2 separate regions of the Homo sapiens genome follow, and region 2 is linked to region 1. Evidence: read pairs that join two places in POLR2A ChIA-PET (ENCODE). Cell type or tissue: PC-3. All regions are shown on one strand. Links, peaks and the distances in the headings refer to the core of each region. The heading gives the core; the rest is flanking DNA.

Region 1 (9,440 bases), core at 864-8,863:
TATGTCAGTCACTGGGCTATGTTGTGTGGAAGAGTAACTTACACATTTGATCAGAGTTGAAAATAAATTCTACCGCTATGCAGAAACAGGCTCACCTTGATGTTTCCTGTGAAACACTATCAACACCTTCCCTGGTTACAACAGCTGACTCTTACCTTTAATAATTTTGTGCCCACAGCTGGGGGTACACAATCATTGATGGCATAGATTTATACAAGAGAAGTGTTGAAGAAAAGTTATTGGTTTCAGGGATACTAATTGTTTCCTCTAATGATCACTTCTTCCCTTCCTCTAGGCCCTCTTGCCAGAAAAGTTCTTTCTCCACAGACCAACAGGAAGTTCCCTAAGTACTATGAGACCTTGTCTTTGCCTATAGCTGGCTGCATTGGACATGGATTCCTGGCCCAAGGTGAGAAAGACACAGAAACTACATTAGTTGTCTTGGGAACGTGAATTGGAAAGGCAAGTATTTGTGAATGCTGAGACCTACATTTTGTGGTTTCCATGATGGCCCAAGAACAGCCCAAAAAGCCATCAGCACAGAGAGACAAAAAAGAAATTTCTTGGCCGGGCACGGTGGCTCACGCCTGTAATCCCGGCAATTTGGGAGGCCAAGGCAGGCGGATCTCGAGGTCAGGAGATCAAGACCATCCTAGCTAACATGGTGAAACCCCGTCTCTCCTAAAAATACAAAAAATTAGCTGGGCGTGGTGGCAGGTGCCTGTAGTCCCAGCTACTCAGGAGGCTGAGGCAGGAGAATGGCGTGAACCCGGGAGGTGGAGCTTTCAGTGAGTGGAGATCGCGCCACTGCACTCCAGCCTGGGCCACAGAGCGAGACTCCGTCTCAAAACAAACAAACAAGCAAAAAACAAATTTACCTATCTTAACTAGCACCAAAAATTCTCTCAGTTGTCAATCAAGAATTCTGAACCAAGAATCCAATGCCTTACTTGGGTTTGAGGTTTGAATTTACACTATAGATGTGGTCTAGGAATATCTGAGATGAGATATTGACATAAACATGTGATTCTATACTATTCAGCCATAAAAAAGAATGAAATCCTGTCATTCACAGCAACATGAATGAGCCTGGGGGACATGATGTTAAGTGAGATAAGTCAGGCACAGAAAGACAAATACTGCATGTTTTCATTTGTGGGAGCTGAAAAAGTTGTGCTCATAGAAGTAAAGAGTAGAATGCTAGGAAGGGGTATGAAGAGGAAATGATGGTTACGGATACAAAATTACAGCTAGATAGAAGAATAAGTTCTAATGTTCTATAGCATTGTAGGATAACCATAGTTAATAATTTATTGTATATTTTTCAAATAGCTAGAAGAGAGGATTTTGAATGTTCTCAACACAGAGAAATGATGTGTTTGAGGTGATGAATATTCTATTTACCCTGAATTGATCATTACATATTGTACACATATATGAAAATGCCACTCTGTACCCAATAAATATGTACAATTATCACATGTCTAAAAATAAATACATGGATGAATAAATGTGATTCTAGGCCATGATGCCATGCAATCATGAACCAGGCACAAAACTCTCCTGGTTGTGAGGTCACGTCCTCAACCCAGACCACACAAGATCCCCTGAATAGAGAAAGCTCCACTGAAGATGATCTCAGCTTCCAAAATTATGAAGAATATTAGGAAATGGTTTCCCATGAGAGAGAACCAGTGGATAGAATACAGAGCGAGATCAGATCCCCAGGCACTTCAGATAATAAATGTATTACATAAAGACTATAAGTAGGTTTAAAAATGATTCAAAGCATAAAATTAGGAATTGAAAACATAATAAATTATGACAATATATAAGGTACCATGAAAAAATAAAATAGAGATTTTAAAAAGAAACAAATGAAACTTCTAAAAGTAATAAATATTGTCATCAATTTTAACAGATTAGATATGGTTAAAGAAAAAAGTAGTAAACTGGAAGAGATTTAATTCCAATTCAGAATGCATCACAAAAACGTAAACATGTGAGGGAGTAACTAAAGATATGGAGGAAAGAATGAGAATAAGCGTTTAGAAGTAGAAATAGAAAATGAAGGAGAAGAAATATTCAGAGAGAAAAAAGACTGAGAATTTTTTTACAATGTCTAAAAGATAAATATCATAAGATTCAGGAAGTACAGTAAGTCATGAGCTGAATAAGTAAGTGTGAATTCAAACTTCAAGTCCACTATAATGAAATTGCAAAATACTGATGCCAAAAAGTTCTTAAAGCAATGAAGATTTTTTTTGTAGGAAATATAATTAGGCAGCAGATTTCTTGACAGCAACAACAGATATTAAAAGTCAAGAAGATGACATACCCAAAGCACTAGGAAAAATCACTATCGGTTTGCAATTATATAGCCAGCTAAACTATTACTCAACAACACATATAAAATTAAAGTTTTGTTTGGTTTTGGTCACCAAAAATGTAAAGTAGTTGCTAAGGGATTTATTTCAAGTAGAAGAAAATTGAACTAGAAAGGAAGGGATGAGCTCTAAGAGGGGAAGTTAAATTTAAACAAGCATTGTCTGTAGAAGTTAATAATCTTGACAGATTTTAAGGGTATAAAAGTGAAAATAATATATTTGACAACAATAATAGATAAAATGGGTGGGAGATGTTTGGAGCTCTGAAGATTGATAGGTAAGTAGAAATGACATTTTGTACTTTTCAAAGTCAAGTATGTGTGTTAAAAATGTAAGGGTAACATCTAAAACATCTGTATGTATATACAGAAATACAAATAAGACTGATAATTACCAAATCAGTAGAACAGGAAAAGAGGAAATAAAGAAATCAGAATCAATCCCACTAAAAGTTTGGAAAAAAGAAAGCAAAGATCATATATAGCAAAGTAAACACAAAGCTCAAACTAAGATGGCAGAAATAAACCCTAAAAAATGTTAATGAACTAAATGTATCTGTTAAAACACAGAGATTGTTAACTTGGATGAAAAAATTAAAATCTATGTGGTTTTATAAGAGAAAATATGAGGGCAAAGAAAAGAACAAAAACAGAAAAAAAAATAGAAAAAGACCTATCAGGCCAAAAAAAAAAAAAAAAAAGCTGAATATAGTTACACTTATGCCAGACTAAAGGGCGAAATTTATGATTACTGATAAAGGTTGTTATACAAAATGTAACACTTTTAGTATATATATAATATGATAGTCTCAAAACTTGAAGTCCCAAGAGGAACTGTGAAATTATAATCATAGTAGATGTTTTAACACATCTGTCTCAGGGAAGTAAAGCTGACTTTAAAAATTAGTGAGGAAGACTTTTCAACAAGTCATTTTGGGAATGATAATGAGAGTTGTCCAAATAGTGCTTCTGGTTCCAGCTCAATGAGGTTCAGGGTCCTTCTTAGGCAAATTTTCCGTAGTAAACTCCTATGGGGAGGAGAGAGCAGGATTCTCTGACCTTTGCTGTCACCTGTGCAGGACTCCCTCATGTGGCTGAGGCCCCTATTCCAGCCTTGACTCAGGGAGGGGGTGATTTTGGCATGTGAGTACTGCTGTTATGTAACTTGGCTACGATTTTTTTCCTTCTGCGTTTTAAGTTAGTGCAAGCTATTGTGGCCTCAAGATTCTTTACACACAGCTGAGGCTGCAGAAAGTCACATGCGTTAGTTAGAATGTAGGCTAAATGGCTGTCACAAAGACATGGAAGAATACAGTGGCTCAGAGGAGGCTGATTATTTCTCCTCACGGAACAGTCTAATTTCCCTGCAGGTCGGTAGCCCCAGGAAGGTAGGTGGCGCTGTTCCATAAACTCGTCTAGCCTCCTTCTGCTGTGCTACTCCAGTAGCCCCTAAGGTTGTCCTCTTCCTCATTCTTACATCTGCGTCCCAGCCCATGGGAAAGGCAAGCAGCTACTTTAAAAAGATGTGACCCAGAATTTGCACACATTACTCCTACTCATGTCCCTCTTCTTGGAAATCATCACTCAGTCACATGGCCCCCCTTGAGCTACGTGGGTGTCTGGGAAATACCATCTCCAGCCAGGCAGCCATCTTCCTTGCTTCTGTGTGTGTGTGTAATGGGGTGGGGGGTGGAGGTGGAGTTGTGTTCATTCTATTGCCAGAAGGAAGGAGATTGGACCGGATAACAGAAGAAAATGAGCAGTGTCTGCCACAGCATACAAGCTTATTTCTAATCATCGCCTACTCATTACATGTGAGGGACACTGGAACCTTTCAGAATCTCAGTTTCATCATCTAGAAAACTGCACCTCACAGAGTTGTTGTTAATGGCAATCAAGATGAAGGGAGGGAAGGTGAGGGCCAGCTGGGTGCCCTGTTACCCCCTCACTCCACAGTCCCTCCTCTGCATAGCACAGAGGCCCCTAGCCAGACGCATACTCCACCAGAGAGCCACAGGCATCGTGTTGGAGGCTGGCCAACGCTTTGCCCAGTCCTGCCTCTGTTCCTGGAGCCCCTCTTTCCTTATCTTGATCCCCCCACTTCTCCCTCCCACACCTCCCCAGTGAAGGGATTCTGCAGATTGATGGACTGTCATCTAGAAGGTGGAGGCAGACCTCAGATTCCTGAGTTCTTGAAGGAAAGGGATTAATGAGCCCTCAGAGTTGTCTCTGGGCTGGAGCTCATCTCAGTGCCTGCTCCAGCTGGGACGGCCCACCGCAGAGAGAAAGGCAGGCGGCTGCGAAGCTTTGGTCATGCTGCCCCATAGGTGACCTGTCAGGTTTTGTTTGTGATTGTTTGTGCCCAGTGGTGCAGGTCACACGCTGAGCTCCTCCCAGGAATTTGATTGTTTGCAGTTGTAAAGTGCAGGAGCTTGGATCTGTCCGAGCAGAGGGTTAAATCATAGAGTGTTTTACAAGAGCAGCTATAGGGAATGCCTTGTTTTCTCCTTATATGGCTATTTCTCTCAGTCCAGAATCCCAGGGTGTATTTTACGTGGTTGAAATACACAAATGGAGTAACAGTCTTAGCCAAACATGCTATGTGGCTTTAAAATTAACAAGCTTCTCTCTACTTCTGTACCCCAAACACACATTCACATGCATAGTTTCTGTTGAGACTCTGCAAAGATACTCTCTCTTTTTTTTTCAGCCAAAAATATTTGATGGGGTGAATTTCTACAGTTCCCTTGCTTTATACATAAGAAATATTTCTTTTGAGGAGAGGTGTTTGCAAGCGTGTGGGTCAAATCTAAGCATCAAGTTCTTAATGAGCAGCTACTGTGTGTGTAGCTAACTCTAGGGTATAAAGACAGAATTGGGTGCCCAACATTAAAATATGACAAGGAAAGATGTTTAATGAAAGTTCAAGATGACACTGGGCAAAGTAGCAGAAGGCAGCACTAGGTGAGTAAGCACATGGGCTTCCTTTGCCACAGGGGCTCAGAGGAAGGAGAAATCTGTTCAGATTGGTGTGTTCAGGACAGATTTCATGGAAGAAGTGGAGGTTTCAGCTAGTCGGATTTGGCCAACTAGGTCAGTGGGAGCAGGGAGGCATTTGGGAGCAGGGAAAAGGCCTGAGAGAAAATGCAGAGGAAATAAAATGAAGGAGCTTTTAGAAGACAGCAAATAATCTGGTGTCTAGAGCAAATGGCTCATGCAGGAGAAAAGGAAGTTTAGGTGGGAAAGATAGACTGAGGCTGGGAATGTTCTGTAGAAGTCAGGCGAAGAAGCTGGGGTTTTTGTTTCATGGTAAAGGGAGGGCAATGAAGATTTTTTAGTACTTATTTTGATCTGAACCAGGTGTCTGAGGTTCAGGATTTCCAATAATTTATATTTCTGAAATGTTATTATTTTTTCTTTTAGCCTACCTTAGTGAATATCACTTAACCCAGAAAACTAGGATTGGATTAATTAAATATGATGTTTGGATATTGAAAATAAGAGGGCTTATCGAAATTTCCTTATTGGTGATTTCGTAAATGAGAAATACAGAGTTTAATATTGAATATAGTTCTTGGCCACACCTTCTGGAACACAAATTATGAACTCAGGTTTTGCAGGGAAAAGTTGAATGACCAACCTTCATTCTTTGTGGGCACAGGAGGAAATTTTGGAGAAAAAATTTGGCATTGGATTCAGATCCAGAAACACCATATTCTGAGCAAGTTTAGATGAAAATGTGCATTTTGGGGGCATTTTGGAGATAAAATCTGGTATGGGAATGATGTTCCCCAAAGCCCGCTTTCTGAGTCTCATTCAATCTTCATTTTAGTTTTCTTTCAGAGATAAAGCTGAAATTATTGTGCATATTATAACTGCAAAGAAACTGCCAGGGAGTTTTAATGACTTTCCCAGACTCAGTCAGCTAGTTCGTCGTGGAGCAAGACTCTTGCGAAGCTAGTGGTATCCAGGCAGCCTCTCTGGAATAGTAAGCTGGCAGTGGGCGGGCTCCAGTGGATTAGAGCGCAGACATATAGTCAAGGAGGCAACCAAATTAGACCAGAGAGCCTTTTGCAGCCAGGCAGGTGTGAGATGATAATAAGACAACTGGGAATGAGGCATGAAAGAGAAAGCCCTTATGAAGAGGATCATGAGGATTCTGGCCTGAGAGAAGAGGGCCCCATCAACCTAATAGGCAGCCTCTTGAGGCCAGGTGGCAGGGAGGGCTTCTGGGTAGGACCAGCTTCAGGAAAGACTCAATGATTGAAGGCGTTTTGCTCCCCAGGGACCTCGAGGAAATCACTTGATTTTTCTGAGCCTCAGCTTCTTCCTGTGCTAAATAAAGTGAATTATAACCCCTGAGGACAAAGTGTTAAGAGGATTAAATGAGAAGACTGGACAAAGCATCTAGCTCAGTCTCTGGGGCACATTTGAGTTCAATACAGATTTTTTGAATGAGTGCCATCAAGAACTGTCAAGCTAGCAATGATATGGGGACCTGCAGTTTCTCTAGGGGTGAGGGTGGTGATGGAGTTTATGTCCAGGAACAAAAGAGAGACTCTAAGGAAAAGTCTCTTGGAAAATAACTCTTTTTTTTGTTTTCATTTCTAATAGTTCATTAAAGAAGATGAGGGAAAATAAACACACATGTACACGCACACCAGATAAACTGAATGCTTCCTTCTGCTGGGGACACGCTGTAGGTGAGCAAGTGCACCAAGGACAAGGCGGCCACTGGTAGGTGCCCTTTGTAGGCCTATCAAGGATCATTTGAGATGATGCTATTTTCCTGCTTTAAAATCTCCTTCTAAAATATTTAGTGCTTGCAGTGGGGAGTGCCAGGCTTCCAGGTGGCTTGCCCAGGTATCAGATGAGTGTTAAGCCAGGAAAGTGTGATGAGCCCAAGTCAGCATTGAAATATGCAAGGTCCAAGGATGCTGAAGCCAGAGAGGTTGGGGAAAAAAAGCAGATATATATGGGTTCTATATAATTGTTCACTATCATAGTATATATTATTTGCAAATGTTTATTGTAAAATCCATTGTGTAATACAACTCTTTCTTGCCTCTGGAGAGTAAAATTTTTATTATATATTTTTGTGTGTTAATGCCATTAGTGTATCCTTGTTCTTATATCTTGGATGACTGTTGTTAATTTATTATGACTATCATTTGTATTAGGGAGCTACATTACCAACATTTATTTGGGGTGTTGAAAAGTTATAGATAAATTAGTTTTGTAAGAAAACAGAATCTTGGGGATGAGTACTGAAACATGTAGAACCAGGCCAGTTATGAAGCAGATTTCGTAAAACCATTCTCAGAAATAAAAATGTGTCCAAAAGCCCCACCACAATATTTGTTTTCCATGGTTCTTTTACACCTGCATGAAGTGGGCTCAGCACCAAAAGGGCCACATTTACCTGTGCCACTTCAAAGACCAAAGGGAATCCTTTTGAGGAGAGACTAGTAAGTCCCAGTGCTGGAGGAGATCTGTAGATATCAGATGTGGCTTTGTTCCTTACTACTTTCTTGGACCTTTTCCTACAATAGTGCTTGTGGAACCTAAGCTATCTGTCCATCTCATAGTAAATTTGAGAGAGATTTCAAAAAATCAAAGTACTGAATCTTACTACAGGGCCCTTAGGATGAGTCAAGATCTTGTTTGGGTTTCAAAGAAAAATTCAGTGCCCTGGCATCACAGATACGTCCATTTGAGTTGCAGTTACCCTTGTTCCAGGGTCTGGAATGCATGGTTAGCATAGGCAAACCTAGCCAAGGAGAGAGAGCTCAGCAGTCACCAGGGAAAACAGTGCCATTCATTCTGAGAATGTGCAGAAACAGCATTTGATTGGGAAGAGGCCTTCGGTCATTTATCTCTCACTTTTAAAATGATGAGATCGATGTGTCTCCCCAATGGGCTGTCCCCCTTCTATTCAGCAACAATACACTACTTCTTTTCAAAGAGAAATATGCTTCCAATAAGGGGGAAGGGAGGCTGGGGGTGGTAGTGAAGGGGATCAAGCAACTTTCATTGAAGGATTCATTTTTGATTTAAATATTTTGTTCTAATCTCCAACTTCCTTTTTAACTTGGCAGAATGACCAAAAGAAAAACAATGTCCCTCCCTAGCCCAGTTTACAGCCTGTCAGAGGAGAGGATCCGGTTACTTCTTCCAAATTGTATACGTTGGGTTGTTTGATATACTAGGTTTTTTTTCTTTTTACATCCATTGCTCATATACATAGGGTTTTCTTTTAATGGCTTGTCAAAGTGGACTTTGGTGAAAAACCACAGGAGAAAAAAAAAGAATGAAAAATATAGATCAAATATAGCCAGCTATTTAATAATTTTTTTTTTTTTTTGGTTCTTTGAGTATGTTGTGGAAGGAATTCTCTGCAAGTGATACATCCTGTAACTGTAGGCAGATGTAATCCCCTGGCCGTGACACAGGCAAAAATTTCCCTTCACATTGGAGACATTTGCAGCCATTTTGTTCCCTCCCACAAAGAGGAAGTGCACAGGGAGGAGGACGCTCTGGGCCTCATGCACTCCCTGCAATGCTCCAGAATTGTTTTTACAATTCCCATGATGCCCCATGAACTCTGCCTTGGAAGGGAAAGAAGCCCAGGGTATTGCAGCCTGGGGTTGGAATCTGGGCTGAATCTTCTCCAAAAGCCCTTTCTCCTTCTTGTTGCCAATTTGCCCCACTCCTTGCTTTGAGCTTGGCTTCAAACTCTTCTCAAGGACACATGCTGAGATTGATTCTGCCCAATCTGGTCTCTGCTCTTTTTAGCGTTACCTATAGTGTGTCTTAAGAGGTTACTGCTTGTCTTATATTCATTGGGACTTGTACCTTTGCTTTGTAAATATGTAAAAAGCATATTTTTTCCTTGTGGTGGAGAGTGCTTCTTCTAGTGGGTATAGGAATAAATTCCACCTTACTCAGACCAGAAATAGCCCAATGCAATTCTTGTTTGGGGGTCCCCAGAAGCACACCCTGAGACAATGATTTGAGTGCAGTGGCGCAATGGGGAGGAATCCCAGGAGATCCT
Region 2 (8,000 bases), core at 1-8,000, 120 kb before region 1:
GCAATATGGTCATTTTAACGATATTAATCCTTCCAATTCATGATCATTGGATATTTTTCCAATTGTTTGTGTTATCTACAATTTCTTTCATCAGTGTTTTGTAGTTCTACTTATAGATCTTTCCGTCTTTGGTTAAATATATTCCTAGTGTTTTTTTTTATAGCTATTGGGAATTGGATAGCTTTCTTGATTTTGTCCTCAGATAGATTATTATGGGTGTATGGAAATGCTGCTGATTTGTGTACATTAATTTTGCATCCTGAAACTTTACTGAATTTATCAAATCTAAGTGTTTTTTGGTGGGTTCTTTAGGATTTTCTGGATAGAAGAATATATCATCAGCGAGCAGGGATAATTTGACTTCCTGTTTGCCAATTATGATACCTGTTATTTTTTTCCTCTTGCCTGATTGCTTTGTCAAGGACTTCAGTACTGTGTGGAATAAAAGTGGCAAAAAGTGGACGTCCTTTTCTTGTTCCAGTTCTTAGAATGCTTTCAACTTTTCTTCATTAAGTATAATGTTGGCTGTTGGTTTGTCATATAGGCCCTTTACTATGTTGAGGCCTCTCCCTTCTCTGCCTAGTTCTTTGAGGATTTTTATCATGATGGTATACTGAATTTTACCAAATGCCTTCTCTGCATCTATTGAGATGATCTTATGGTTTTTGTCCTTAATTCTGTTTATGTGATATATCATGTTTGTTGATTTACATATATTGAACCATCCTTGCATTCCTGCAGTAAATCTCACCTGGTTATAGTGTATTATCTTTTTGATGTGCTGTTGGATTCTATTTGCTAGTATTTTGTTGAGCATAACCATGTTATCATTGTGAGATCTTCTTCCTTAGGAATGACATAATAAATAGTAACTTTTATTATCAAAGAGAAATAAATATTTAAATATTTTATATTTAAAATATTCACATTATGTCTAATAATTTACACCTCTCAGAAATATTGAATCTTTCTTTTATGAGCTTAAATAGTAATTTTCCTATTTGATATCATTATTACAGGTAACATTTACCTGAGCCTTTATTATATGCCAGGTAGTTTAAGCTCATTTCATGTATTAATACTCATTTAATTTCTATAAAATGTTATAAGGTATGAATTTTTATCCTGATTTTGTGAGAATGTATTACATTTCACATATTTAGTATATTTGGCATATGTGTTTTACACAATATATTTACGTAAGATATAGAAATGAAGTATGTATATAATTATATGAATTAAAGTCGAAGTGATAGAGTTTTTTGCTTTCCAATTACTCAAAAATGTAGATAAAATATTTGATATTTTGGCATGTAGGCTTTATGATATTTTTCACTATTTTCTTCTTCTCTTAATATCAGTCCCCCAACTATCCCATTGTTCCTGATGTTCAAATTTGAAGTCAGTCTAAACTACTTAATAATATGTACATAACAAATTATATAAATGGTCTTCTAGTCTTCAAGTGACATGCAACTGTTTGTATCTTATAACTTTTTATATTCTAATGCACGTACACTTTTAAAAAATGGATAGATGTGGAATTTTATGTTTGAATTCCCTCGTCTTATTACTGTCAATTATAAACACTATAGATTATCCCTTAAACAAAGGCTATTCTTGTTCAGAAACTGTCTTTTGTTCTTCATATACTAACCGAGTCTCACTGAGATACAGATCTCACTGCATGGTATAGTCAAAATAAGCCCCTGGGGCCAAGGATGACAACAGGATAAGTTCTCAAATCCTGGACTTGCTGTATATAATATCATGCTGTTTTGTCATTGTTTCCTAATGTAAAATAATGTGATCTTTTAATAAGGGAACAGGATATGTCGTAGAGGGTTAGACAGTCAGACTGTCATTTCCATTTCTTCTGCCAACTTGACACCTTTCTTTTGTATTAAGGAGTTGAATTTTTCATTGGTATGCTTTACTGTATAGTTTGAATCACTTATTAATACTGGAAGTTAACATTCTTTATTCTTCAAAGGATATGTGGCTTCTTTGAATAATTGCCATTTCAGTGATACTCCTCATACCTTCCAGTTTTGAAGGAGACTTTTGTTTAGAAGAGCATAGTATATTTTATACATATTAGTAACATGAAACCTGCTTTCTGTATTGATCATTGTACCTTGCTGCTCTGAAAAAGTATCATATGCACTATTATACAAATTTTATTTTGTCTCTCAAAATACTACTTTAAGAGAGTTGGAATGTTTAAGATTTGAAATCCTAAGAAAAATTGGATTATTATATTCTTTTTAGTGTTATAAAGAAGTAGTATGTGGTTTATATTAATATTTCGCTGAATATTAGAATTTAGTTATTAAAAGTAGATCAAGGAAGAGTTATCCACTATATAAAATTTCTGACATTACTTCTCAAAAAATTTATTTTTAAAGGGAGATTTGAAGGAATATCATTTATATTATTTATTCCTTTTAGAATGTCATAAAGATGAAATTCATAAAATGTGTTTCTCCAAGGTTAGAAAATGGGATAACTTTTAAAATGTGGAACTTTTAATCCTAAAATATTAAAGGTCAATTCTCTTGTGACTTACAGTGAAATAATAATCCAGGAGCCTATTACTGATGGAAGGGAACTTTCTTACCATTCAATAAGCATTTATGCATGTTTCAGCCTTTTATACATTTTAGGTCCTTAGACAATAAAAGTATATATCTAAGAACCACATATTTCAGATTGTCTCATTTAGATTTTAGTGGAGAATTTAAAAATAGAACAATAGTAATAATACTACAATGAAATTCAATAGTTTACCATTTTTAGAGTGCTTTCTTATATTAAATGCAACATAGGTGAAGGGTTAAGAGAGTGAGTTTGCTTGAGAAATACTTGGATTTGTATCCTGACCATTGTACAACTAATTGTAAACTTGGACTAGTTATTTAATCCCTCCAAGCTCCTGTGTTTTGCTCTGAAAAACTAGATTAAAAAAAGTATCTACTCCATATGGTTACTGTAAAGATAAATGAAATTAAGCATGTAATATGCTACATGGTCCCTGCACTTCAGTAAATCCCTAGTAAACATTAGCTATTTTAATTTTCTGAGCCTTACAACAGTTTTGGAAGTAGACAAGAAAACGACTCTTTTTCCCATTTTATAGAGGGAGGAGATGGAGGCTCAGAGGGATTATGTGGCATTTCCCAACAACATAGAGTTGAATCAAAGTAAGACTCAGAAAAAAAAAAAAAACCAGGACTTGTGATTTCTGGTCTACTATCTCAATGGAGAAGATACATGAATTTATAAGAATTGAGAGAGACTTGACATAGGAAAAAACAGATGTAATTCAAGTTTCTGATTTTCACATACTTTTGAGATGCAGAGATATAGTTTGTATTAGTATTAGCTATAAACTTGCCTTGAAATGATTCAAAGGAAGATAGGTTAGGATATGTCAGATATTCCCAGGTAAGAAGTCATATAATGCTTATGTAGTGTTGGTTAATAAATTAACATTTGTGTACTTCACCCTTTTATGCCTAGCCTATAGTTATGCTTCTGCTTTTTTTCAACTTGAACAGAGTATTATTAATAATTTATTCATTAGATTAGGTGTTAAGATTATACTTTCCCAAACATCATCACCCTTTCGTAGAAGGCATTTTATAACAATATATGGTTTCAACTTATGGTTTTTATCTTTTCTAATTTTTCATCCATTCATTCTTCAAAGCAGTCATTAATTCAAGCAGTCATTCAAACAAGTACTCACTATCCCTGAAGCTCCAAATATGTATAGGCAGAGTATCTTGCCTTAAGTAGCTTCTCAGTCTAGTAAAGAAGATAAACATGTAAACTAATAAATTTCTACTAAAGCAATAATATGCAACAGTAGAAGCAGGCATGAAGGATCCACAGAAAACCAGGATAGAAGTTAACACTGCCTTTTTTGGGCTCACAAGAGGATTCTTGAAAAAGATCTGAGCTGGTTTTTTGAGGGCAAATAAGAATTTATTAGGCCAAAAGGTCTGAATTTTCTTACTCTTACCTGCAAGTAACTAACTTACCTCTGTTTTGCATACATTTACTATATTGTTTCTTACTCTGTCTTTGTTCACTAAATTATTTTTCACATGCATTCACAACTGCTCAAATACATAATTTCTCAAAGCTTTCCTAATTTACAACCTTAAGATAGAATGTAATTTGCAAATTCTCAGACTGTCTACCTTTATACTAAGTTGTGGCTGTTGTAGGAACATTTTTCTTGTAAACAATATAGTATTATTTTTGAAAATGTCTTTGAAATATGGGATTTATTTTGCTATATTTGAGTTATTTTGAAAGTCTCCTTTAAAAAGGCATAATAGTATCCTGGACTTAAAATTTATTACAAATTGCTTTAGAAGAAAAATTCTATAAAATATGATTAAACTGTGATACAATAATTCCCTAAATATGGTACTGTTTAGAGGAGATAATAGGTTACCAGAACTTGCTTATGTTAATTGTTTTATTATGTATAGTCCAATGTAAGGGCATTTCTGTGTTACATGAATCAACATAATTATACTTTTCTTACAAAATAAGAATCACATTTACTCTTAAAAATCACAAGATTATTTTAGCTCCTTTTGTTTCAAAACATTTGTTTTTTAGGTGGTTTAAAAATTTTACTAACTCAGCTTATTTTGAAATACCTTGTTTGTATACCCATTAAGATTGCACCTCTCTTAAGATGGAAATTTAGGTCAAATTACAACTTGAATTTAACTTTACTACAGAAAATAACTGTGCCATCTTTTAAAACCGCATTCTAAATTTTAAGCACAATAGATCAAAGTACATCTTATTTAAATAAATACTCTGGAATGAAGTCTCAATTATTTTCTCACAAACTTTCTTAAAATAGTCACTGTTCTCAATATAAAATGTTAGGTTTAGCTTTATTATTTTAAAGAAAGATGAAAAGTTGTTTATTTTAAAATTTTAATGGTTTTGCTTTCAAATTATGGAAATTCTCCTTTGGGGACATATTTATTTGAATTATATGTGACATTATTTTTATTTCTTAAGGCTATGATTAAAAGTTTCATGGATGTCTACCAGCTTGCAAGCACTAGAATCATGACATTAGAGAAGGAAATGACATCTCATCGAAGTCACATTGCAGCCTTGAAATCAGAACTTCACACAGCTTGTTTACGTGAAAATGCAAGTTTACAATCAGTAAGTCCTTGTCTAACAATATTTTTATAACTTTTTGAATCTTGGGTTACATTTACATTTATGTTTTTAATGTTCATAAGATCATTTGCCAATATATATAATTTAGGGTAAATGATCAATCAAGTGACATAAAATTATTTGTGTGGAGAAAAATTTGAAAGAAGAAAAGCAATTAATTTTTTCATTGTATTATGTATAAAGATATGCATATTGTTATCAATGCTAAAACACTACATCAAGATTCCTTTGTGTTTGGCAGTGCAGCTGACAGTTGAATTTGGCAGTATGCATAGTTAAAGCTTGCAACTGTCTGAAGATTCAGTGTGTCCCATTAAGACAGAATATTATTAATTATGCGTATAACCAAAATGGTAATTAGAACATGTGATTATTCTCTGTAGAAATCTAGACTTATCCATAATACATGCCTAGCTAAAGATGCATGTTGTGATTCATCTATATGATTAAAATTCAGTTTCAGCAGCTATTTTCATGTCTTAAAATTTCAGCCCATGATGAAGTTTGGGCTCACTTAACACTAAAAAAAAAAAAATTTCTCTACTTGAAATATATTTTTGGGGAGTTTTAAAAAATGAATGTATTGTGACATAAAGGAATAAGTAAACATTTAAACTTTCCCTCAAAAGGCTGATATGTCAACAGTAGATTCAGAAGGTTACCAATAATTGGAATGTCTTTTTAATTTTTTTTGGTTTGATTACAGTGACTTATAAAGAAAAACAGTATCATTTTGCTATTCCGCTGTTGACCCGCTTCAAATGCTACATTCAACAGAAAAAGAGTTAGCATTAAAACAAATAGATGCATGGCTGTGGTCTGATTCCTCACCTTCTAGTCTTGGCTCAAGTGCCAGCGTCCAAATAAATCCTTTGTAACCAGGGTATTCAAAATCACAACCATCAACTCTCCCTGCCCCCTGAAAAACTGTCTCTCTTTTGCCCCATATTTCCTGTCTACCTTCCACCTTTCTTATTTTTTTCCCCTCTAGCAGTTATCGTCAAACTGACATATGGTGCATTTTATTTATTTGCTTATTGTTTGTTTGCTCCTTCCTCAGTAGAATGTAGGTTCCATAAAGAAAGGCAGTTTTCAGTGTTTGCTTCATTGCTGTTAAGACTTTCCAGTTCTAAGAGCAGTCTGGCTTATAGTAGGTGCTCAATAAATATTTATTGAGTGAAAAGTACGAGTAATCTATCCAATAAATGTAAAAAGACAGTTATTTGGGACCAGAGTTGTGAGTTCAGTTTTTAAAATGACTTTGTTAATTTCTTAATGAGAGATTAGTAAATTTGACCTCCACCAAGAGAAATTAAAATGAAGAGGAAACTTTTTAAAATTTTGGAGTATTTGGAATTTATTCTAGCCTTTTTCATATTTCTTCTTGCTATCTCTGATTTGATTGGTTAATTTTACATTATACTGTTTAAGTTGTATCAGCTTTGTTGGGTCATACTATTACTACTTTTTACTGTTATTTAATATGAAAACAATTACTTGTATTTTAAGAAGACCAAACTTGGTAAGGTGAGATTGTTTCTCCGTGGGTTCCAAAAATTTTTACCAATTGTTACGCTACTGATATCTTAATGAAAGTGTGTTTAATATACTTCACAATCATACCAAAACTCTACTTTTCAACACTTTTTCCCCTTTGAACATATCTACAGGATACATTCATCATTTCATTTAGAAGAGATGGTTCACCCTGTAGTGATTCTTCATCTATAGAATGCGAAACATTCCCCCAGGTGATTCTGATGTATCCTTTTAGGAGAATGCTGCCCAATTCCATGTCTTGACAGGATGTGTGCTCTCCTGTCTTTTCCCTTAGTTGAGAATCACTGTTTTAAAAATAATAAACTTGTGTGATGGTTTTTATTTTTAAAAGATATTTGTATATGCATTTACTAACTTGAACTTTTTAAGAACTCTCTAAAGGAAATAGAAAAACAAACCTTTGTCTTTGTATTTCGTAGATGAGAGGCAATATTGTTTGGTGGGTAAGAGCATGGGCTTTGGAGGTATATCCATTAGGAATACTATCAGGTGTAAATAACAGAAGATCTGACTAGCACAATTTAAAAAATAGAGGAGTGCGCATATCTCTTTGACCTACTGATTTCATTTCCTTTGGATATATACCCAGTTGTGGGATTGCTGGATCACATGATAGTTCTAGTTTTAATTTTTTGAGGAATCTTCATACTGTTTTCCATGACTGTACTAATTTACATTCCTACAACCAGCGTGTGCAAAGATTCCTTTTTCTCCACGTCTTCACCAACACTTATCTTTTGTTTTTTGTTAACAGCCATTGTAACAGGAGTGAGGTGATATCTCATTGTGGTTTTCATTTGCATTTCCCCGAAGATTAGTGATATTGAGCATTTTTTCATACACAAGTCCATTTGTATGTCTTCTTTTGAGAAATGTCTATTTAGGTCTTTTGCCCATTTTAAAAATCAGGTTATTTGTTTTCTTGCTATTGTTAGAGGTCCTTACTTATTTTGGATATTAATCCCTGTCACATGTATAGCTTGCAAATATTTTCTCCCATCCTGTAGGTTGTCTCTTCACTGTGTTGATTGTTTCCTTTGCTGTGCAGAGCTTTTTAGTTTGATTTAATCGCATTTGTCTGTTTTTGGTTGTATTGCATATAATTTTTAAGATCATATCCCAAAAAATCATTGCCAAGAACAATGGCATGGAGTTACCCCATGCTTTCTTCTAGTAGTTTCAGAGTTGTGATATCTGCGCTCCTATGTTTATCA

What was found. Peaks named below come from ENCODE experiments on the same cell type or tissue, not always from the same donor. Only the 100,000 strongest peaks of a DNase experiment are listed, where the experiment ranks them.
Region 2: POLR2A ChIA-PET joins it to region 1 with 27 read pairs; 2 of 35 experiments call an interaction of 5 or more read pairs at or near these places.

Annotation. Positions count from the first base shown.
Region 1 is chr9:16,035,798-16,045,237 of GRCh38, forward strand. It overlaps a transcript of CCDC171 not described here. Among named protein-coding and RNA genes, the nearest start is that of LINC03041, 240 kb to the right of the region's middle. RefSeq lists a silencer at 458-713. In PC-3, for the core only: no CTCF peak of the experiment used is centred there; a DNase peak (open chromatin) is centred at 4,804; H3K27ac peaks cover 2,509 bases.
Region 2 is chr9:15,915,215-15,923,214 of GRCh38, forward strand. It overlaps CCDC171 (coiled-coil domain containing 171), which reads left to right. Exons shown (of 26, transcript NM_173550.4): 25 at 5,056-5,208. Among named protein-coding and RNA genes, the nearest start is that of LINC03041, 360 kb to the right of the region's middle. In PC-3, for the core only: no CTCF peak of the experiment used is centred there; no DNase peak of the experiment used is centred there.